3 separate regions of the Homo sapiens genome follow, and all the other regions are linked to region 1. The links are chromatin loops, found by intact Hi-C in ENCODE. Cell type or tissue: endothelial cell of umbilical vein. All regions are shown on one strand.

Region 1 (8,000 bases):
TTGGGAAAAGTGACCAAAGAACCCATCTTATGGACTGGAATTATAGCCTCTCAGAGCAGAAGTAAGTCATCCATTCCAGTGACCTCATTTTACAGGTAGTAACAGCCAACACTTGTGTAATGCTTTAGAGCAAAGTCAAACAGGAGGGTGCCAACAGGACTCAATGAGATTTCCCAAGTGACTGCAGCCTGCCTGGTGGGGATGGTGGAGAACTGGAGCACCCAAACCCATGTTGGAGGAGGCCAGCCAATGCCAAGCTACAGAATGTTGTCATGCAGAGTGTGGGCCCGGTGTTTCCAAATGTTTGGTTTTTCGAAAAAAAAAAAAAAAAAAAAAAGCTGGGAATCTAGATTTTTCTTTTTAAATGAGAAATCTGCTTCTTTTTTCAATGCTGGTATTAAGTGATATTATATAGTTTAAAGCACTGCATGGGCCAAACACAACATATCTGTGGGTCTGATAGAGCATCTGGGCCTCCAGTTTGTAAACTGCTTTGGAGTGTATGCCCCGCTATCCCATGCATTCTTGTTATATTTTCCTGGTAGGACACTGACCTTTAGGGAGGCTAGGGTCTTGCTCAAGTTTGCACTAGACATTAGGGGCAGAGCTAGGACCCGGATTTAATCTCGTGGCATAGCTTTCTGGGCTCCCTTCTCATGTTTTCCGTGTAACCATGGGATTCCCTGCAGTGCACGGAGATTCGTGGGCATTCTTATCCTAGTCATTGGGATCTTGTCTTTGTAGCACTTTATTTCTGCTTCTAATAACCCACTCTGCTATTACCATCGTTAGCATACATTATTTTGGTTTGATTCATGCCTTTCTCTAGGATTATGTTCCTTGGGTAAACTGTATGTTTTACAAGCATGGCCCATGATGCAAATAAAATATCAGCTTTATTTTGGCTTTCCACATCCTTTCTTTTTTTAAAATTTCAACTTTTATTTTGGATTCAGAGGGTACATGTGCAGGTTTGTTACAGGGGTATATTGAGTCATGCTGAGGTTTGGGGTATTGTTGATCCTGTCACCCAGGTACTAAGCATAGTACCCAACAGGTAGTTTTTCAGCCCTTGCCCCCTCCTTGTTTTTTTATGGCTGTGTAGTATTCCATGGTGTTGATTCCATGTCTTTGCTATTATGAATAGTGTTTCAGTGAACATACAAGTGCTTGTGTCTTTTTGGTAGAACGATTTATTTTCCTTTGGGTATATACCCAGTAATGGGATTGCTGAGTCGAATAATAGTTCTGTTTTCAGTTCTTTGTGTCTCCCACTGTTGTTGAAGCTTATTCACTGATGATCATCTCCTATTCTATCTCTTCTCTTCACCCCATGAAAACTACAGGAACCACAGACTTTTCCGTTCATTCTCCACTAATACACAGTTCCACAATTCCTTTGTTTTGCAAAAAGATCCTTGATTTAGTCATTTGAATGTTCAAAACTAAGGAATAATCAAAACTTCCAACCTTATTCAGTGTTTGTGGAATGATAGAATTCTAAGAATGACCACCAGTGAACTTCACTTTTGTATAACTGCCTTTCCTTTGACTGAGGGTGAAATCTGTGAATATGATAAACTATCCCTCTTGTGATTAGGTTACTTTAAATGGCAAAAGGGAGATTATTCAGATGGGCCAATCTAATCACATGAGCCCTTTAAAAGCAGAGCGTTTTCTCTGGTTGGTAGCAGAAGAAGTCAGAGAGATTGTAAGCCTGGGAAGGATTTGATGAGCTATCGTTGGCTTTGAAGATGGATGGGGCCATGTGCAAGGACCCGAGAGCCATAAAGAACTGAAAGTAGTGACTGGCCAACAGCCAGCAAATGGAGAGCTCAGACCTAGAGCCACAGGGAATTGAATTCTGCCGACAACCAAATGAGCTTGGGTGTGAATTCCTTTCCAGATCCTCAAGATAAAAGCTTTGCTGGCCAACACCTTGATTTTAGCCTTGTGAGACTCTTAGCAGAGAACCCAGTAGAGCCATGCAGGACTTCTGTCCTGCAGAACTGTGAGATATTAAGTGGATGTTGTCTGAAGCTGCTAAGATTGTGGTAATTTGTTATGCAGCAGTACCAAACCAATACAGGTTTCCGTCTCCCCTTTTTCCAGCCAGGCCTTCAGTGGTGCATGGGAGCCTAATGGCTTTTCATGCTGTTTTCTCCACATTTACCTTCCCTTCCACTAGCTAGCTGCTGTCTGACTGGGGAAGGGGGCTGATTAGAGCAGGGGGAAGAAAATGTAAGGGACAGGCAGTTCTTACTTGGCTGGTGTCTTTTTCTCTCTTGGTTTGCAGAGGGTTCAAGCTGGCTCTTTAGTGGGCAATGTTGTAAGAATTTTAGAGGTTCCTTGCTGCCCTTTTCTTCTACAGCTGCCTTAGCCTGGGCTGATGCTACTTTATTGAGTGACCACTGAACAACCTGAAAAAGGTCTTATGTGGGGTTGCATTCCTGCATAGTCTACTTTTGGCCCACAAGATATACTACCACCCTGCTCTCCTTCCTTGCTGCAGTTGGTGCTGGGGCTGCAGGTAGATTCCATGCTGCAATGCACTTCTGGCTTTGCCACCCAAATAGTCAACTCATCCCTCACCTTTTAATTCTGTGGGCTGGAGTCAGAAACCTGCCCATATTCTGCTTAGACTTTCTCAGGTATGAGTCAGACAGCAGGTCTTTTCATCTCCCAGTAGCAAATCATTTCAAAGCTCTCTGGGTGAACATGTGCAGATTCCCTACGAGATGTATGGAGAGAGGGCAGCATTCCCTGCCCCTTTCCCTAAAGGACAGTGGTGTGGTGGGACCGGGCTGTAGCTTTGTATGTTTCTAGGGGCAGCATTCATGTTTCATTCTATGTATCTAACAGCCTTTGGAGCTCCAGAACACAGAACGCATAGAATACAACTGGAAAGGTGCCTCTGAGTTGTATAATGGGATTCCCCTTATGATGAGCATTCACTGTAGGGTGTAACTTTCTTCCAAAGATATCCTTCACTGATCCTCTCTGACTACTATCTCTTCCTCTTTATCTTTTCTAAGTGGGTGGCTGGCTTCAAGACTGGTGGAACAGGTTCTCCTGTATTGCCATTGTAAGTTCTGCTCATGGGAGGTTGTGTCTCCTACTAGCTTTGTTATCTTATCATATGAACCCCTTATTGACAAGTGTGATATGAAGGGCTCTGTTCTAAAATTCTGCCACACTTGTCTAACTGTCTGCGCATCTAGCTCAGGGGCCAGCTCCCTGCAGCACTCATGCCAAAGAAGGCACCGAGGGAGTGGATTTTTCTGAAAAAGCACCTGGACTGGATGTCCCAGCCGTGCTGGCCTCTCTCTCCAATGCTGGTCAATAGACTCTTCCACAAGCAAGGAGGGGTCAGAATCTTGTCATTTGTGGCACATCTCCAGAAGGCTTTGTGTTCCTGTCTCAGGCTGCAGGGGATTTTTTTTTACTGGCTATCTGTCCTCACTTAACAGTTATTTTGATTTCTGAGGTGTTCCTATTCTCTGGGTTTGTGCTGCTGCTGCTGCTGGTGTGTGTGTGTGTGTGTGTGTGTGTGTGTGTGTGTGTGTGTGTGTGTGTGTCTGGCTCTTTTTCTGTCTGTGTTTTCCCTCTGTTGAATGCTTGGATCTCAGTGATGTATTGTTCAGGAAAATCAGTCTGGCTGAGAAGCACAATCACTCTCTCCCACTTTTGCTCACTTCCTGCCTACACTTCCTTCCACTCAGGGTCTGCTTAAACTGTGCCAGGCCTAGGCTTCAGGACATGAGCTTTTGGCAAAATCTGCTGCTAGAGAACATGGGTTCAGATGGTGAGGCAGCTCTTTGCCACAGCTGCCCTCTTATGTGGGTCACCTATATTGTCAGAAACACAACGGCATCTTGTTCACAAGGCTGAATTGAAGACAGCCATTCTAAGTGATTGAGTGAGTATCAGCCTCACAGATTTTGGGTGAGTGTCTGCTTTAACCAGCCAAAAGTTTCTGTCTAGAGGAACATACCTAGTCCACTTGCCTGAAGGGCATCTGAACGCTTTTCTTTTCTTATCTGAGTCCTAAACTCTTATCTAGGTCTCCCAGTTAGATTGATAGTACTGGCCATTCTCTCTTTCTAGTCTCTATGAGAACAGGTCCAGAACCATACATTCACACTATGGTATAAATGATTGAGGGCTTAAGGTGATAGCCATACCAGGGTATTCAAAATCTTCAGTAACATGGTTTTACAATTTCTGACATCAGTCCATTGTGATAGGGGAGAACTGGAGGGAGTGTGTGTCTGTAAATGTGTGTGCATATGCATGTGTTTGTGTTTGTGAGCTCTAGCCGAGAATTACCACCTATTATTGTGCAAGTCAAGCTTTTGTTGCCTTCCCCTCTTCCCTCTAGGGCTGGTGAGTAGGTCATTGCCTTGGTGTAAATTGAAGATCCTCCCAAAGCCCGAGCAACCATGATGTCTACTCTGAGGCCTGCCAAATGCCTGTGATTTCTTCCACGAAAATTAGTCATTTGGGTCATGAGGTAAAGAAATCCTCAAATTCCAAAGCTACGTAGTCATCCACCAGTCCTCATTGTCTAGTTATGTTTTCATTCTGTAACTATCTATTAAGTACATGCTGGGTCCTTGCCATGCTGGAGGCTACGGGACACAGAAGGGCCAGACAGAGCGTAACAATCCAGTCTAGTGAGTGGATGAGGAAGTGTATAATGTTCTGATGTGGATGGGATCATTGGTAGCAAAGGGCATTGTTCCAGACAATGGGAATGGGTGGGTAAGAGGAGATTGCTGGGAGCTGAATCTTGCTAAGAGTGACAGGAAGAATATACAGAAGAATGGAGAACTACAGACCATCTCAGCTTCCTTTACAGTTCTGTCCAGGTCTTCCCTTGTATGTCTGCCTTCTAGCCTCCCCTGTGCCTTCCATCTCTCCCCCTTTTCTCTATCTCTTCTTGGCATGACTGCTTCTCTTCCTCTCTCAGCCTGTTCCTTTAAACTCTCTTCCCCGTTGTGCTCCTGATCTCTAAACTTGCTGTTTCTAGGAGGATAAAAGGGAATGGAGCTGTAATGGGACATGTCTTTCATTTTCTCCATATGTCCTGACTTTGAAAGAAGAGAAGGAAATTTGACCTTAGATGGTAGGGTTTTTTGTTTGTTTGTTTTTCCTTTCAAGTGGTTCCAAAGTTTATTGAGGAGAGTGATCATGCACTGTGGTTGAAAATAAGTAGGTGCAGAAGGTTGGTGATGGAGGTGGAGTTTATAGCCTACCTTTCCCCAGGCTGGTTCTCCAGCAAAGAATCCTTAAAGAGCATCCCAAGGCCAAAGACAGGCAATTCACACGGTGAGGTTACAGTGAACATAATGTTTAAGTTGAAGTTTCAGGAGGGAAAAGTGAAAATTGCTTCACCTGCTTAAGGCTCTTGTCCTGTTACTGTACCTTTTGCATTTCAAACTGGCCTGCAAATGAATTCCCTACACTGTCACTTGTCTTCAGCTGGAGTGTGAGAGAGGCAATGTGTAGCTTGTGGTTGCCTAAATTAATCTCCATACTCATTTTGGATGAGAAAGAACACTAGGGATTGCTTCACTTTTGGGAAACAGGCACATCTTGGCTAGCATTCTCTAGCATAGGGCCCCAGAAAAACAGCTTCTAAACTAATGTCCACTGATGAAATGAGAGACTGGGCCACTTTATTTGATAAGCCATTCTTATTGTGAGCACGACAAAATATTTCCAAGCAAAGGAAAATTAAAAATGGGGAAAACAAACACAAAATGAAACATTATACAAAGCAATATAATGTCCATGTTAATTGTCCTTCACATGGAGATCTCAAACCTTTGTACCATTTTCTTAAAAAGGAGAGGAGGTCTTGATAAATGAAACAAAATTGGCGTACGCAAGTGCTTCGGTAAATACTATGCTCAGAAAAGGCACAAACTCTCAATGCATCATAAGGCTGTAGGGAATAGTCCAATAAAAGGAAAAAAAACCTGCTCAATGAAAACACTTTACAAGTGAATATATATTCACTCTAAAAGAGAGATTTTAAACAAACTTCAACAGAGACACCATTCAGGTGATAACAAGTGGTAGCAATGGTTATATGCATCTCTTCTTGCTCCCCAAAGTGAGCCAGAATTGGAGATGATAGTGCAATGCATGAAAAATTATATGCACTTTATTCTCATTACAATCAGTGTTTCTTATTCTGTAAACACATGGGCCTCTGATGTTCCCATCCAGGTGATTCATTTGAAGATTCATTCTCTCTCACTTCAAACATTTGGTCGCTCCATGAGAAGAATCACCATCGCCCTGCTCAACCCATTTAGCACCTCTAGAAGTCACTATACGGACTTAGTGATTAATGATAATTGATTTTTTCTCGCCAGCCTAATCGTCACACTTGACTGGGGCTGATGTACACCCAGCTGTGCTTAATTAGCCCAGAGGACTTAGAAACCATATTTTAAAGACAGGCTTGTAATGGAAGAAGCCTTCTCAACGATGCAGCCTGCTGTGGTGAACCCAGACATGTGGCACACGCTGTTTTTCATTAGGTCCAAGGAGCATGTCTGGGAAATGGATGTTGTATAAAACAGACATGTGTTGTCACATTAGACTTGGGAAAACTATTGTCTTCTAGAACATAGGTTATAAAACGTGACAGCTCTATATGAATTTCTTTCTCTGTGGCATGTTCTTGACTAATTACTTGTTTCAATATAGAAGGTAGGTGTGTTATATGACATCATTCTATATAGTATGTTTGCTTTTCTATTTTTGGTGAATTTAATCTTTCTAGCATCCATCTTAAAATGTGGACTTTTTATTATCCTTGAAAATGTTCCATATCTATAAGGATGTTTTCTTTTTTTCAGGATCCAAAATGAAGAACCAACCTTCCTTCCTTCCTTCCTTGCTCTCTCCCTCCTTCCCTCCCTTTCTTTCCCTCCCTGCCTCCCTCCCTGCATTCCTTCCTCTCTCTGTCCATCCCTTCTTCCATTAGACATATCTTCTTTATAGAAAATATAAGGAAATAATAAGAAAATTATTTCTGAACTCAGCCCATTCCCTATCAGCTGAGAGGCTTAATACTGACTTCTGTTGCATGAGTGTGTACCTGCTAGGCATAGTCCCTAAACCGTGACTTATTTCACACTCACAACAGAAAGTCATCCAAAAGTCATCATAGCTTCAGTTTTAGGTAGCATCTGGCTTGAGTCAAATTGGAACCAATGACATAGGAAAGCCATGACTTTTATTAGTACTTCTCTTAACCCAGAAGGCCTCAAGGAACTTTATAGGATAAGATGCTCAATGAGTTTTCAAGGAGTGTTTACAGATATACTTGTGGATATCTCTGGAAATGGTGGAAATATTCATATGGGGAAGTCATAAAGAGACAAAGAAAAAACTTTGTTGCAAGGTTTGGTGCCATGCTATTTAGCTGTTGACTAGGGAAATGTTTGATAAAGTTGGAGCAAAGAGAAGACTAGGCAGAGCATGGAGAGTGGGATTAGCAAGTGAGTTGAGTTTTAGAAGCCTAGAAGCCTTGAAACTGATCCTCAGAGAGGTGCCTATTTTCAGTGTGAAAGGCATTATCTTGGTGCCAAAAGGAGCATTGTATTTACATAGAATGCATTGTTTAGAACTCTTTGGCCTGCCAGTGACCAAAACTCAATTTAAACATTTCAAGCTAAAAGGGGAATTTGTTAACTCACATACCTTGGAAGAAAATAAGTGCAGCTCATAGGACTGAAATTATAGTATAGTTCCCAGGGCCTCAAGAACTGAAACCAAGCACTTGACATCAGGTGCCTTTCCATCTCTTGCCACTTACTTCATTCATTTGTTCATTCATTCATTCATCCATCCATCCATCCATCTATCTGTCCATCCATCCATCCATCCATCCAGCTGGCTAACCATCTCACATTTTTATCTTTGCTTGGCTTTGTCTGCAGACTGAATTTCTCCAAATGCCAGGATTTAGTAAATGCAGT
Region 2 (8,000 bases), 200 kb before region 1:
AGTTTCAGCTCTGTGATGCAGGACACCAGAAGCAGTTACCTAAGCTCCTGTGAATTTGTTTTGTTTACTATTTTGAAGGAGACAGTTGTACTTGGACCCCAATCTTGACTAGAGAACTCTTGCTCTGTTAGAGTGTCCATGAAACACCACTCTTAACTCAAAAAACCAAGACAGCCATTAGAGAACATGGTGCTATGATTGCTCGGTAATTCATTATAGCAATGAATTATGTTTATTCTACAGAACAGAGACAATTATATCCGTTCCTGTAAATTGCTACCCGATGGCTGCACTCTCATAGTGGGAGGGGAAGCCAGTACTTTGTCCATTTGGGACCTGGCGGCTCCAACCCCGCGCATCAAGGCGGAGCTGACGTCCTCGGCCCCCGCCTGCTACGCCCTGGCCATCAGCCCCGATTCCAAGGTCTGCTTCTCATGCTGCAGCGACGGCAACATCGCTGTGTGGGATCTGCACAACCAGACACTAGTGAGGTGAGCAAAGATGGTCGTCTAAGGAGGGGTTCGCTTCTTTAGCAGCTGGGCCTATCACCTCTGCTTCTCTCTGGCTGCCTGCAGCCCACACAATAAGAGCCTCTTGAATGCCAGGCATGGGGCTAGGTGATGAGGGAACAAAGACAACTGTGTTGCTGCCTTTGGGGGGCTTACAGTCTTATTACTATGCCTGGTGTCACCCGAGACTTTCTATCTCCTTAATGTGCCAATTCTTCAGCCCACATACAGACTCCAAACTTGTTCTAAAAATATTTCTGGCTTTTGCCAAGGGGTGGCCTAATGTGGATTACACGGCAGCACAAAAGGCCCTTGATACTAGATGTTTTGGGCTTTGGCTAGAACTTGGTGCAGACAAGAGCCAACTGATAAAAGATAACAGAAAATCAACAAAGGGACATGAGAAGAGGAGATTCTGTGAATTTTGCCTACAAAATGATTTTAAAGTATCTCAATAATGAAATAGACCTGCCCAGGGGTGGTTCCACCCAGGAGCCCGCAGGGCTCTGCCTGGCCTTCTGGCATCAGCCCTGTCACCTTAGCAGCAGCTGCAGTTCTGGTACCCATGTGTCTCTCCTCAGCTCCCCCGCCAAATGCTCCCTTCAGAAGTCAGTGCTCACACCAGAGCTGTTCTCAAAAAGTCTTTTTAAAGTAAGCATGAATGAAACATGAAAGGTAAAATGAGTACATGTTTTACTCTTGTTTCATCTTTGCTGGGAAGCCGTCCCTGCGGATGGTGCAGTTTGGGGTCTGTGGCTTGTTTGGTAAGTCCCCTCTCATGCTGCACAGAGAAGGGACGGGCTCCAGAAGTCATCATGACAGCTCACTCTCTTCAAACCTCCGCTGTAGAAATCCATGAAGTGTCATTGAGCCGGGCCCGGTCCCTGCGTGTGGGTGACAGTGCGGCAGTTACTTTCCTCTTCTGTTTGCTGGGTAGTGTAGGTGAGCAAAATGGAATGATGGAGCCAGGGCCGAACGCCCTCTCCACCTTTTATCCTAGCAAAAGTTACTTGTTTTTTTCTTTTTTTAAAACTCCATAAGTAGCACTTTCAAAATATCAATTCTAAGCACTTTTCAAATATTCCTCCACTTAGTTCTCATAACGTCTGTCCTGCTATTTGCCCCATTTTATAGAGGAAGTGCCTGAGGCTCAGAGAGGGTAAGTTACTGGCTTCAGGTCACACAGTCAGATGTGGTGGAGCCAAGTTGAGGCCCAGGCATTCTGCTCTCGTCTGTACTCTGAACCCTTGCTCCGTGCCGGCTCCTGGGGAGTAAATACCTGTTGGATAGAATGGGGTAGCGTCTTACAAATCTTTCTCTGGACCACTCACAGGTGGCTAGTGGCTGCTGCATGTAATAGGGCCATGTAAAGCCTATTGAATGTCTTTGTATCCACTGTAACCCAGCACGTTCTGAACAGTCATAGGATGTGCCTGAGAGTAATGCTGGAGTATAGTATATGGACGGAGAGAGGGCAGAGGGATGGGGGAGCAGCTGCCAGGTACTGTATGTCAGCAGAGGAAGGTGTTTTCAGTCAAGGAGGAACAGCGTTTCATGAGTTAGAAAGGTCAAAAGAAGTCAGAGGGTCACTGGATTTCCAGAGCTGTTTGAAGGGAAGGAAAGCAACACTTTCACCAAGTGAAGCAGGGACTGCTCCAGGCCTGGGTGTTCTGTGGGGATGTCTGGGAAGCAAGCGGAAACATTGGAGGTCCAGCTGCACGGCCGCAGGAGAGAGGACTCAACCTGGATCCTAAAGTGCAGAAGTTGGGGATGGCTTGCAGAGAGAAGATTTTAAAAGTGATGGTTCACGTCTTGGCTTAGAATTTAGGGCAGTAGTGGTGCTTTTTCCTTCCCTTGCACTCTTTAAAATCCAAGCTCAGGTTAAAAGTTTGGAGCTCTACAGGAATGATAAGGTGTGGGGATCCTGGAGGAAGAAGCAGCATGGTAACTTTCTTCTCAGTGTTGAAATTCCCACGCAGTTCTTTACTGGATCCCGCCTGCTTCTGAGGGTGGGTCTAGACTTTGCTCGCCTTTTCTGGCTGCCTCCCCCACCACCTTCCTCTCAGCATGCAGAACTGAGTCCACCAGTCACCGTCCCTGCTGGGGCTTACACTGACCTCCCCTCAGCAGCTCTGCTAGTTGCCTTGCACAGCATCTGTGCTCAGCAGATCCCTGTTGGCTGATCGTTTCTGATGGCGATTTTTGAATGAAGCACAAGGTTCTTTAAAGAACAACCTTGTGCTCCGCTTGGAGGCAGAGTCTTGCTGAGGTGCCCGTGGGTCTGCCTCAGCAATTACCTGTGTCTCTGCCCAATGCCTCTGAGGTCAGGAGGCCGGCATGCGTGACCCTTTGTCTCTGGGAGTCCAGATTTCCTAATGCAGGGCTCTTTCTAACACAGAAAGCAAGGTTGAGTAAATACATGAGCTCATGCTCTGTTGGCACGTAGGGCATTGCTGTGTTGATTCACTCATGGAAACAGGAATGCTTCTGTACACCCTGTGCTTGTAACGTCCCCATTTCTTTCTCTCACGGACTCAGGCCTGCACGATTAAAGAACAGACCTTTATCTTCCCATAAGGAATACAATCGGGATTTTGTGTGTTTGTCTTTTATTTTCTATTTAACAATTAAACACTTTTCCAGACCTGGAAAGAATTTTACCTTCCAGACGGTTTTGTCAGAGTAGCATATTTAAGTTCTGGGTAGTGACCTGCAGTGGCATTCCATTTCTTTAGCACTTGGATCGTGGAAAACAGGGAAAGACAATCGCAGGTGCTGTTTCCCCTCCTCCTCAGGGGAAGGTTAGTTTGATCTTGCACATCAGCAGACACTGGCGGGATCACACACACACACACACACACACACACACACACACACACGGTCCAAAACTAACAACACAACAGTGTTTACCTTGAGCTCTGGCAGGAAATCATTATTCAATCTGGTTTGTTTTATCAGGCAATTCCAGGGCCACACAGACGGAGCCAGCTGTATTGACATTTCTAATGATGGCACCAAGCTCTGGACGGGTGGTTTGGACAACACAGTCAGGTCCTGGGACCTGCGCGAGGGGCGGCAGCTGCAGCAGCACGACTTCACCTCCCAGGTGACTGAGTGGCTTCCGCCTGCCCTGGAGTCTGGGAGGTGGCTGGGGTGTGTCTTCCTCCTCACAACCCTCCCTCCTTTACCCTAGGATGGTAGTGGCTGGACAAACAGATCAGGGCTGAATTTGAGATAACTAATTTAAAAACAATGACCACCACCTCCTCCTTCACGACCCTCCCCCTACCTTCCCCAAAACTAGAGTGGTTTTTAGAATCCTGTAGGTTAAGGTGTGTTCTCTGTTATATTTACATATGAGTTTGTTTAAGGGATTTGTACATTGAAGAATGTATAGTTTTCCTTCAGCAGTGTTTGATCTGTGGCACATATTCTCACCATCTAATGCAGGAGTAGGAGATGATTTTTTGATTCCTAAATAAATAGAACTTGAGAAATCTGCAGAATGTCACTAAGAGTAGAGAAAAGTCACAGCTCCTCTGAAAGTTCATTTATTTACCCCGCACCAGAGAGCTCAAAAAAATGCACAGATACCTCAGTGATACCCATTTTATTCCTCATCCTTTAAAAAATGAACTGGTGGCTGACTAGATTTGCAGACTTTTGAAATAATGTATAAATGGCAACTTTGTAGATTGTGAAAAGTATTTTGATGTCCAATGTCTGAATGTAGACTTGTTTTGGAAAAAACAGTGTTTGCCATTTTAAATGCTTTCTGGTGGTAGAATTGTTCTTTCGATCATGACTTGGCATTTATTTTTTACCTTGTTTTGTAATAAAAATAATTCTACTCAGAAAACTAGGACAGAAACAGAAAACAAGCATATATACTTCTAAATTTCATATTCCTGTTAACATTTTGTTGAGTTTCTTAGAGTCTTGCTGTTTTCACTCTTTCCCAACATAAGCAGGATACAATTTTTGTTCTGCCTTTTTTTAAAACTTCTTAGAGAAATTCTCAAATACATATGAGTACAGCAAATGTCCAAGCATTTATGAAAGCACAGAGAATTGTACAATAAATGCCACATGCCCATCGCTCAGCTTGAAGTTATTTGGCCATATGATAACTCTCGTTCCCACCCCCAGACACTGGATTATTTTAAAATAAACTCTAGCAGCATATCATTGTATCCATAAGCACAGCCATGCACCATATAACCTTTTAGCCAAGGACAGACCGCATATGTGACAGTGGTCCCTTAAGATTATAATACTATATTTTTACTGTACCTTTTCAATGTTTAGATGTATCTGGATGTACAAATACTTCCCGTTATGCTACAGTTGCCTACAGTATTCAGTACAGTAACATGCTGTGCAGGGTTGTAGCCTACAAGCGATAGGCTCCACTCTCTAGGTGTGTGTAAGTGCACTCTCTGAAGTTCACACAATAAAGTCACCTAACAAGGCCAGGCACGGAGGCTCACGCCTGTAATCCCAGCACTTTGGGAGGCCGAGGCGGGTGGATCACAAAGTCAGGAGATCGAGACCATCCTGGCTGGCACGGTGAAACCCCGTCTTTACTAAAAATACAAAAAATTAGCCGGGCGTGGTGGTGGGCGCCTGTAGTCCCAGCTACTTGGGAGGCTGAGGCAGGAGAATGGCGTGAACCCAAGAGGCGGAGCTTGCAGTGAGCCGAGATAACGCCGCTTCACTCCAGCCTGGGCGACAGAGCAAGACTCCGTCTCAAAAAAAAAAAAAAAAAAGTCACCTAACGACACATTTCTCAGAATGTATCCCCCTTGATAGGTGATATATGATCGTATTTCAGTTAGTGTCTCTAAAAGGTAAAGCCTCCTTTAAAATGTACAGATGAATGCCATTATTATTAGGAATCATTTCTTAATTTTATCCCAAAAGACAGAGGGGTTCAAATGTTTCCAGTTTCCTAAAGGTTTTGACACTTGGTTCATCTGCGTTAGATCACTTGCCCTGTGGACCTCCCCACAGTCTGGACTTGGCTGATTACTTCCCCCCATTCTTGCTATTTCCCCACTTTTCACATTGCGTCTTCCCTTCCTAAGTGTATCAGGCGGAATAATGAGTGAGCCTGTCTTGCTCCTTGTAGATCTTCTCCCTGGGGTACTGCCCCACCGGGGAGTGGCTGGCAGTGGGCATGGAGAGCAGCAATGTGGAGGTGCTGCACGTGAACAAGCCTGACAAGTACCAGCTGCACCTGCATGAGAGCTGCGTGCTGTCCCTGAAATTTGCTTACTGTGGTGAGTTCAGCCGAAAGGAAACTGGAGGCCGTTGATGGCCCAAATGGAAAATGCTTCTTAAAAAAATATGGTAGAGATCATAATCTGGAAAAAATGTTCTCCGAGCAGCTGGATGCAATAATTCTATTGTTTTAATATGCCCTTCAGAGCACAGCAATGTCTGTTTCAGTCTGTTTTGCTAATTTGAGAAAAGTCAGCAGGCAATGTGATTGCCTAATACACGGTTTGGACACAAGTTTGTTTTGGAGGGGTTGGGAGACGACAATGAGTTTCTACTCTGAAGAGGGGTGGGCGGGAATTTATTGAAGAATGGAGCAGGGGCAGTGGAAGTCATTATGAGCTGGCCATGATGAGGAATCCAGGGTTAGAGAAGTCGATATTTAGGTATACGCAGACACTTAGTTACACTCTACTCTACAGTGAGGATGAAGAGGGAAGAAGTTCATGTGGTGACCCTTCTTGTGTGCTGCAGATGGGCAGATATCTGTTCACAGTATGCATAGATGGATGGATGGATGGATGGATGGATGGATGGATGGGTGGATGAGTGCCTATCACTTATTGAGCATTTTTCTTCATGCTATATGATGTGACTGGCATTTTACTTAAGTTGGATGTTTAATCCTTTAATTCCCATTAAAGATGGGAATCTTTAATCCCATTTTATCATGAGGAGACTGACTAAAATAGAACACATTCTTCATTGATTTCTATATTTGAGGGTTACCGTGTGTTGGATATGATGCTACTAGTCCTGTATCCAGTGACTAAGGAGGCTGATACCTCTTAGATTATACCCAAGATCACTGATAAATCACTGAGGAGCCCAGATTAAAACCTCTGTTCATATCATGGACCAGTCCTTAGGGCATGATAGTTCATATATTAAAAATGTTCTTAGTTTGATTAAGTCCAAGTTGCTAATTGTATAGTAGGAATTTTAACCTTGTGAAAACTAGATATTCCTTTGCTAATTCTAGGTAAATGGTTTGTGAGTACTGGAAAAGATAACCTCCTCAATGCTTGGCGGACCCCCTATGGAGCCAGCATATTCCAGGTGAGTAAGTACTCCTCACCTAGATCCACAGTTTGACCACAGTGTCGCCTCTGAAGCCAGGAGTGAAGGTGCCTCCGAGGGAGCAGGGCCTCTGAGTACCGTTGTTCCACATTAAACACATGTCCATTGTTTTCTCTTCCAGTCCAAAGAGTCCTCGTCAGTGCTTAGCTGTGACATCTCTGTGGATGATAAGTACATAGTCACTGGCTCGGGGGACAAGAAGGCTACAGTCTATGAAGTCATCTACTGAAAACATTATGTGGTTTAACGTTTATAGTTGAATTGGGCCAAAATGTTTCGAATTTATAGAAATAGAAAAGTTGTAACTTTAAAAGAGAAAAAAAATTACAAACACCTGTTTCCAAACCTTGACAGAAAACTACTTTGAGTCTACAAAGAGGAGGCGACAAGTCCATCAGCAGAAAGTCACCTGTCTACATAGACCAAATGGAGCACCAAGGCCAAGCGGACAGAGGGGCCATGGGTTGTAGGATTGAGGAACGGAATCTGCCGACTCACATGACAGCCCATTCTTTCTTTCTGGGTGATCTGGGGATCACGCCTTGCCCAAGTGTGAGATTACCTTTCTGTTCCTTGCAGTTCACCTCACTTTCCGTCCTTTGTAGAGCAGTGGTGTCTCCAATGAACTTGTTTCCTGGTTTTGCATCTTGTGAAATGTTTTTTTGTATTTTTGTTGAAGGTTAAACATTTGTATAAATTGTAAATATATTTGGTTTATTACAGTAAAGGCTTTAGTACCAATAAGTGGTTTTCCTTTTCTTTCTTTATTGTTTTTTATTAAAGCTTTGGGATCATCAATGTGGGTTTTATAAGCAAAGATTATACATTTGTAGAGGAAGTTTTGAATTGCACTGCTTATTTTATAAATATATTTGGTGGTAGGCTCCCATTGCATTAGAACCTAATCCTTCACAAGCTTGAGTTACTGGGAGCTCAAGACTAGGAATTGTGAGTAATTGAAGGTTTACTAATGACAGTTTTCTTTAGGAAAGTAAAATTACTTCATCAAGATTTGTTCTTTTGTTATGATACTATTGTGATTCAAGGTCAAAGATTAAAGCTCTACTTTTTTCTGGTGATTCATTGGAAGGCAAAATATTCCTTTTTCTAGGAAGGCCCAATCTCCTCTTC
Region 3 (8,000 bases), 150 kb before region 1:
TGTGATCTCTGAGTTTGCAAATTCCCAAGTGATAAGATGCCTCTTGCTTTCCAATTGTGTGGCAGTTTCTTTGGTTCTGTGTAATAACTTCAACTTCAGGATCTGTTAGGGCATCACTTTTTGCCAGTGAGAAGCACACAAGGCAAGGCTTTTTGGCTTACCATAAAATACTGAAATTGTATATTGCTGTGGAGTACTATTAACTACAATTTGTGCACAGATAGGCCAAGACCCAGGGGGGAAAATTACTTTACCCAAGTTCATGGGATAATGAGTATCAGAGCTGCAATTACAGTTTTCTGACTCCCCAACTGTACATGCAATTTGCAGGTTTACAGTCCTGCACAAAAAACCGCCAGAGAACACAGATGGGCTTCTAACCCCTGCTAATGAGAGCATCACTCTTCATTGATGGGATAATTAAGCAAATATTTAGTGGTCAAAAACCCACCCAGACTTTAAATAAAATCAATCAAATCCCAATCCCCTGGGAGTTGTTAGATTTGGAATTTAAAAAAAAAAATCTAAACTGTAAGTGTGTGTGTGTGTGTGTGTGTGTGTGTGTGTATATAGTTCTTACTTTTAAGATTTAAAGCAGAGAAGAGTTAATCCAATAGCATTATGCCTATTGAAAAGCCACATTCCTCAGAAAGGCCGTGCTTCTGACACTCAAAAGGCTCAAGGTCAAGACAGCATTTTCTCTTTGTTGATTGCTCTTTTTCTTTCCCCACTGAATTTTCCTTCTTCCTTATGGAATTAGACCCTTTAAGTAAATTGCAAACAGTTCCCCCTGTGTGAAGCATTGTCTAGCCTACCAAACTGCCTGAAACAATCGTTGACATTTCTTGTGTAAATAACAGCAGTGGATTCAGCGCTTCCAAGAATGGGAGTTGAAAAAATAATGAACTATGTTTTTTTCAAGATAAAACACACTGTGCTCTCCAGAAATCAGAAGGGTCGAAGGAATGAAAGAACAGATTAATACATAATTCCTGTGTTATTTTTATTACAACCCATTCCTTCCACCCTTCCACCCACAACTACTAATTCTCTTTACTCAGCTATATTTTTGCTTATTTCCATAGAATGTATCAACTCTGAACAAATTGTAGACTTTATTTATTTATTGCAACTATAGTTTATAAACTGTCTCTGCTTGCTAGAATAGAAGATCTAAGGGGACAAGAATTTTTATCTGGATATATTCCAAGCATCTAAAATAGCACGCGGGACATAATAGGAGATCAATAAAGAGTTTTTGAAAGACTGCATACTGTGTGTCAGCTCATGGAGAGCAAAAAGTAAATATGATATTTCCCTGAGAAGCCAAATTACTGTCTCCGTGGATTGAAATTCTAGAATTTTGGCATTAAATTTCATGCCATTCTTTCTCATCATTGGTATCAAGACCTTGATTTGTTTGTGGTAACAATGTGTCTACTAAAAACAGCCCATTTCCCAGCCTTCCCTGCAGCTTTTCTCTCACTTCTGGCCAGTGAGGCATAAGTTGAATTCTATAGGGATATCTAGGGAAGTTTTGCTTTCCTGATATTGTCACACCCTTTTCCTCTTTGTCACTTTTTTCTTCTTCCTGCCTGGAATGTGGACGTGATGCCCAGAGGAATAGCTACTATCATGAGACCCCGAGGATGATAGCAAAATGCTAAAGAAGGCAGACAAAAAAGATAGAAATAGAATAAAATGGCTTAGGGCGAGCACGGTGGCTCATGCCTGTAATCCCAGCACTTTGGGAGGCCGAGGTGGGCGGATCACCTGAGGTTGGGAGTTCCAGACCAGCCTGATCAACATGGAGAAACCTGTCTCTACTGAAAATACAAAATTAGCCGGGCATGTTGGCACATACCTGTAATCCCAGCTACTCAGGAGGCTGAGGCGGGAGAATTGCTTGAACCCGGGAGGCGGAGATTGTGGTGAGCCGAGATCACACCATTGCACTCCAGCCTGGGCAACAGGAGCGAAACTCCATCTTAGAAGAAGAAGAATAATAATAATAATAATAATAATAATAATAATATGGCCTACTCTTGGACTTCTTACATGAGGTCAATAAAACCCTATTTGGTTAAAGCCTTTTTATATGGATCTATAAATTGAATGGAAAACAATCCTCAAAAATATACCCGTATCAAGTCATGACTTAGTGAAATATCTTTAATATTTAATATTTTTCATAATCCCAATCCTTCAGAAAGTTAAGCCCATTGGATAAATTCTACATTTTGGTGCCTTACTATCACAGATCCAGGGAGTCTCAAAAATAGAGGAAAAAGAAAGATGACTGGAGTGCAGAGGATTGCTGCAGGATCTGCTCCAAAGAATAAACTTAAATAAATCTCGATTCAGTTAAAATGTACATAAAAATATATCGATCATATCTACCCTTCAAAAAGCAGCCCATTTCTAGCAGAGCCTTTCTTGTTTGCTTTCTTCCCGCTTGCAGTACTATATTATGATAGATTTATTGCTGTCCATGGCCGGGCGCGGTGGCTCATGCCTGTAATCCCAGCACTTTGGGAGGCCGAGGCGGGTGGATCACGAGATCAGGAGATCGAGACCATCCTGGCTAACACGGTGAAACCCTGTCTCTACTAAAAATACAAAAAATTAGCCGGGTGTGGTGGCAGGTGCCTGCAGTCCCAGCTACTTGGGAGGCTAAGGCAGGAGAATGGCATGAACCCGGGAGACGGAGCTTGCAGTGAGCCGAGATCTTGCCACCGCACTCCAGCCTGGGTGACAGAGCAAGACTCTGTCTCAATAAATAAATAAATAAATAAATAAAGATTTATTGCTGTCCATTTTCATGGACTAAGTATAGATCTGAAATCTGAAGTTTCAGATAATAGGGCTGAATCATTCAGCAATCTTTTGTGCTCATATAGTGGGTTGTTGTGACTCACATTCAGGTGTGTGTCTACAGGTGTATGTACAAGTGTGAAAGAATCGTGTGAATGTCTGAGAGACTTCAACAGGAGGTTCCCTCTTTGCACCCCAAATCAGCCAGTGATTTAGTCCACTCTTGCCTTAGCCAAGACAATCATTCCCGCCAGTCATTGTCATTTTGATAATTGCCCAACAGCAAGTTTTAACTTTTTTTTTTTTTTTTGTAGATTAGCTGAAGCACTACACAAAAATAAAATATCTTCCTTATTTCTGAGAAATTACATAGGCCCTTCTTGTGGACTTTCAGATTTGGTGCTCTGATTTTTTTTTTTATACTGTATAGCTAATCCTATAAAGAGAAACTTACAATTGCCTTCCACCAAGAAATTTAGAGCATTAGCTATCTGTATGTGTTTTTATTTTTTGAATGAATTAAATAATTTTAAATTTAATTTTATTATAATAATAATTATGATTTTCTTAGATATGGGGTCTCACTATGTTGCCCAGGGTGGTCTCAAGCTCCTGGGCTCAGTGATTCCTCACCCCAACTTCCTGAGTAGCTGGGACTATAGGCCTACGCCACTTTGCCCAGCTTGTGTGTCTGTTTTTAAAAGATGTTATCTGATTGTAGAAAATATCCCTTTTAAAAAGTTTAAAAAGTTTAACTTTGCAATTTCCTATGCTTTGGTCAGACACCTAAAAAAACAAAAAAGAACAAAAAACAACATTCCATTAAAAGGAAACCATTCAGTTACTTCTCTGTTTTTCTAGCTTTGCAGGGGGGCTTTACCATTACACTCTTTTGAGGAAACTTGTGTTATGAGGAGCAAAATGAAGGAAATAGAGAAGAAATAGTAAGGCTGCTTCAGTTCTGATCAGCTTTGTCTACCCTAGGGACTGCAAGTTCTCCTAGACATAGAACTTTAACTTAATTGCACTTTATGTAATTTCTTGCTCTTGAATTCTTCTTTCCTTTTTCCTATTATTTAACAAATTGATTCTCAATTTCAAATATTATATTTTTATACTTTTTTTTTTTTTTTTTTTTCACAGAGTCTTGCTCTGTCGCCCAGGCTAGAGTGCAGTGGCGCAACTTCGGCTCACTGCAACTTCTGCCTCCCGGGTTCCAACAATTCTCCTGCCTTAGGCTCCCGAGTAGCTGGGATTACAGGTGCGCGGCAACACGCCAGGGTAATTTTTTTACTTTTAGTAGAGATGGGGTTTCACCATGTTGGCCAAGCTGTCTCGAACTCCTGACTTCGTGATCCACTCGCCTCGGCCTCCCAAAGTGCTGGGATTACAGGCGTGAGCCACCGTGCCTGGCCTATTTTTATACTTTTTAAATGAAAAGTTGAAACGAGGCTGGGCGCCGTGGCTCACATCTGTAATCCCAGCACTTTGGGAGGCTGAGGCCGGTGGATCACGAGGTCAGGAGATGGAGACCATCCTGGCTAACTCGGTGAAACCCTGTCTCTACTAAAAATACAAAAAAATTAGCTGGATGTGGTGGCGGGCGCCTGTAGTCCCAGCTACTCGGGAGGCTGAGGCAGGAGAATGGCGTGAACCTGGGAGGTGGAGCTTGTAGTGAGCCGAGATCAGGCCACTGCACTCCAGCCTGGGCAACAGAGACTCTGTCTCAAAAAAGAAAAGAAAAGAAAAGAAAAGTTGAAACAAAACAAAACTGATTTATTCCACAATAAATCTCATAAAAACAAACAAAAAGATGTCCAAGGAGAAAGTATTGCCTTAATTCTCTCTTTGGGAGTTGTCTCAGGATTTGAAGATCAAGGCGGAGCTTACTCTCACTCCCCACCCTCAATATTCATTCTTCAGTTTCTCTTCATAAATAGAACCTTGGAACTCATAATAAAGACTACTTTTTCCAGCATCCTTCATAGCTAAGCATGGTCATGTGACTAAGTTCTGGCCAGAATTGGTGTGTACAACTTCATAGCATGTGGATGTGACGGCTGGACCACTTAAAGAAAACATTGTTTTTTAGTATGTGTGTTTTTTTTTTTGGAGTCATGCAGACAACGAAAATTCTGACATCAAACTCACACAAATAAGGCTTGTGTTTAGAAATCCTTAATGGGACAGTATAATTTTTTTTTATTTTTTTACTTCACTCAAATCCAAAGCCAACGTCAACAGAAGCATAAATGCCAAACATTACCCTCTGCAGTGTGTGGAATAATTTTCCCCTACACTCTGAGAATGTATATATTTGGAGGAACCAGTTTTATGCCAAAGCTCTTTAATCCGACCTGTTTCTTTGCTAGAGCCCCAACTTGTACTGGATGTAGCCCAGTAAAATATGAGCTACAGGCCACTTGAGGGCTCTTCAATGCCTTCTCTACTGCTTGCTTATCTTTCTAGATTCACACTTTTCATCTCTGGCCTCCTATCCATCCATATATTTTCCTGCCAGCCAAGCCATGCATTCCAATGACATTTTAAATATTTTATACAGCATTTTAGTTATGCCCGGAGGGATTAGTCTGCCATGTTGCTGGAAATAGAATTCTAAATCCTGTTTTGTCTCATCTTCAAAAAATAGTGCTTACTTGATCACTTTATATTCATCAACATTACTTCCTTTATTATCCCACCATTCTTCATGTTAGACATGGAGCTATGGGGTTTCTTTTATTTATTTGTCTTTCCTTTCTTTCTTTTTGAAAAACCTCTCCTCTTCATTTTCTTCCCTCCTCTCACATTTCTCCCCCTTTTTTTCTCTCCTGCTCTCTCTATCTCACTCTTTCTTTCTTTTGGAGAAATCTAGGGCCACAGAGCCATGTCACCAGTGGGCTTTTATTTATTTATTTGTTTATTTTTGAGATAGCCTTGCTGTCACTCAGGCGAGAGTGCAGTGGCACGATCTTGGCTCACTGCAGCCTCTGCCTCCCGGGTTCCAGCGATTCTCCTGCCTCAGCCTTCTGGGTAGCTGGGATTACAGGCACCCACCACCATGCCCGGCTAATTTTTGTATTTTTAGTAGAGACAGGGTTTCACCATGTTGGCCAGGCTGGTCTCAAACTCCCGACCTCAGGTGATCTGCCTGCCTTGGCCTCCCAAAGTGCTGGGATTACAGGTGTGAGCCACTGCACCTGGCCGAGTTTTAAAAAGTAGAAGAATCACTGTTCACTTCTCCAGTCAAGAATATATTGTGAATTCTCAGTCATTTGTATTATAAGGTATCTTAGTTAGTTTGGGCTTCTATAAAAAAGTACCACAGATTGGGTGGCTTATAAACAACAGGAACTTATTTCTTACAGTTCTGGAGGATGGAAGTCCAAGATCAGGGTATGAGCATAGACAGGTTCTGACGAGGGCTGTCTTCTCAGTTGTAGACTGTCATCTTCTCCTTATATCTTCAAATGGTAGAAGAAGGGTGTAAGAGCTCTCTGGAGTCCCTTTCATATGTGTACTAATCCCATTCATGAGGTTTAACCCTCATGACTTAATTACCTCTCAGTGTCCCCACCTTCTGATACCACTACATTAGGGGTTAGGATTTCAACATATGATTTTTTTTTTTTTTTTTTAGACGGAGTCTCATCTCTGTCACCCAGGCTGGAATGCAGTGGTTCGATCTTGGGTCACTGCAACGTCCTCCCAGGTTCAAGAGATTCTCCTGTCTCAGCCTCCTGAGCAGCTGGGATTACAAGCATGTGCCACCACGCCTGGCTAATTTTTGTATTTTTAGTAGAGACAGGGTTTCACCATGTTGGCCAGGCTGGTCTCGAACTCCTGACCTCAGGCGATCCACCCGCCTCGGCCTCCCAAAGTGCTGGGATTACTGGCATGAGCCATCGTGCCCCACCTCTCAACATATAAATTTTAAGAGGGCCCATTCATTCCATTGCATAAAACATACTGTCTAATAATGTTTTATAGATTAAAAGATCAGATTTATTTAAGACACATCCATCAAGCACTTGCTATAAACAGTGATAGGGGATCCAAGATAAATATAGCGTGGTCCCTGCCCCTGAAGTCCTTACAATTCAGAGAAGCTGACGCACTAGATCAGTCACTGAGCATACAGCTGTACAACACGGGTCTCTCACTCGGCTTCAGAACAGCACCCAGTGACTGGAGAAGGAAGAACAGACAGAACACCTGTTGATGAAGGAGACGGGCCTTCTCATCTCATATGACACTGTGGGCTTGCACCAGACTTAAAATATCATGACTGGTGTCCTGAACTTTGTTTCATTCATTCATAGAGCACATGTTAATTGAGTGCCAACTGTGTGTCAGGCACTGTGGGAGGCACTGGGGCTCCACAGATGAGTAAGATCCTGCCTTAAAATAGCTGGTTGTGTGGGGTGGCTGTGCAGTGTGTTAGTGCCATGGCAAGTGGAAGCACAAGGTGCTACGTGAACAGGGGGGTGGGGCAGATGTAGAAGGTGTCTAGAGGAGGTTAATCTGTATGTGGGAGTTCCCCTTTAAGAGACCCCCCACATGAGAGGGGCGCGGTGGCTCCCTCCTGTAATCCCAGCACTTTGGGAGCCCAAGGCGGGTGGATCACAAAGTCAGGAGATCGAGACCATCCTGGCTGGCACGGTGAAACCCCGTCTTTACTAAAAATACAAAAAAATTGCTGGGCGTTGTGGCTGGCGCCTGTAGTCCCAGCTACTTTGGAGGCTGAGGCAGGAGAATGGCGTGAACCCAGGAGGCAGAGTTTGCAGTGAGCCGAGATCACGCCACTGCACTCCAGCCTGGGTGACAGAGCGAGACTCCGTCTCAAAAAAAAAAAAAAAAAAAAAAAAAAAAAGACCCCACATGAGCTAATCTTGTAGCTCAAGAATGTAGTGACAGAGGTAGTCAGGTCCCTGGAATTGGAGTTTTGTCTGGGAAACAAACACCATATAATTATTGTTTATATTATGTGTGTGAGACTGTTTTTGGCCTTAAAGAAATCACAAACACATTTCTTGTGGGAGTGTAGAGGAATCTTCTGCTTTTGAATGAGTGGATAAACTGATCAGGAAGCTCCAAATTCAAAAAACAGACCCGCCGTAAGTCAGAATGTAGATGTCAGCCTCAGAGATCTGATGTGGTTTCTTTTCTATCACAGCTTGGTGACC

The links. A loop is a pair of places that touch in the nucleus more often than their neighbours do. Peaks named below come from ENCODE experiments on the same cell type or tissue, not always from the same donor. Only the 100,000 strongest peaks of a DNase experiment are listed, where the experiment ranks them.
Region 2: a loop joins it to region 1, with 6 times the contacts of the local background. A loop is called at or near these places in 2 of 110 quality-filtered maps.
Region 3: a loop joins it to region 1, with 8 times the contacts of the local background. A loop is called at or near these places in 4 of 110 quality-filtered maps.

The regions. Positions count from the first base shown.
Region 1 is chr9:81,386,305-81,394,304 of GRCh38, reverse strand. No RefSeq gene overlaps it. Among named protein-coding and RNA genes, the nearest start is that of TLE1, 300 kb to the left of the region's middle. RefSeq lists an enhancer at 4,348-4,921. In endothelial cell of umbilical vein, no CTCF peak of the experiment used is centred here; DNase peaks (open chromatin) are centred at 3,694 and 4,624; H3K27ac peaks cover 3,198 bases.
Region 2 is chr9:81,583,296-81,591,295 of GRCh38, reverse strand. It overlaps TLE1 (TLE family member 1, transcriptional corepressor), which reads left to right. Exons shown (of 20, transcript NM_005077.5): 16 at 244-491; 17 at 3,468-3,615; 18 at 5,641-5,791; 19 at 6,772-6,848; 20 at 6,991-7,613. The coding sequence ends at 7,098. LOC105376106 (a long non-coding RNA gene) reads right to left here and starts at 3,621. Exons shown (of 2, transcript XR_929993.3): 1 at 3,420-3,621; 2 at 1,186-1,393. In endothelial cell of umbilical vein, no CTCF peak of the experiment used is centred here; DNase peaks (open chromatin) are centred at 2,925, 3,455 and 5,875; H3K27ac peaks cover 1,613 bases.
Region 3 is chr9:81,539,536-81,547,535 of GRCh38, reverse strand. No RefSeq gene overlaps it. Among named protein-coding and RNA genes, the nearest start is that of TLE1, 150 kb to the left of the region's middle. In endothelial cell of umbilical vein, no CTCF peak of the experiment used is centred here; DNase peaks (open chromatin) are centred at 825 and 3,625.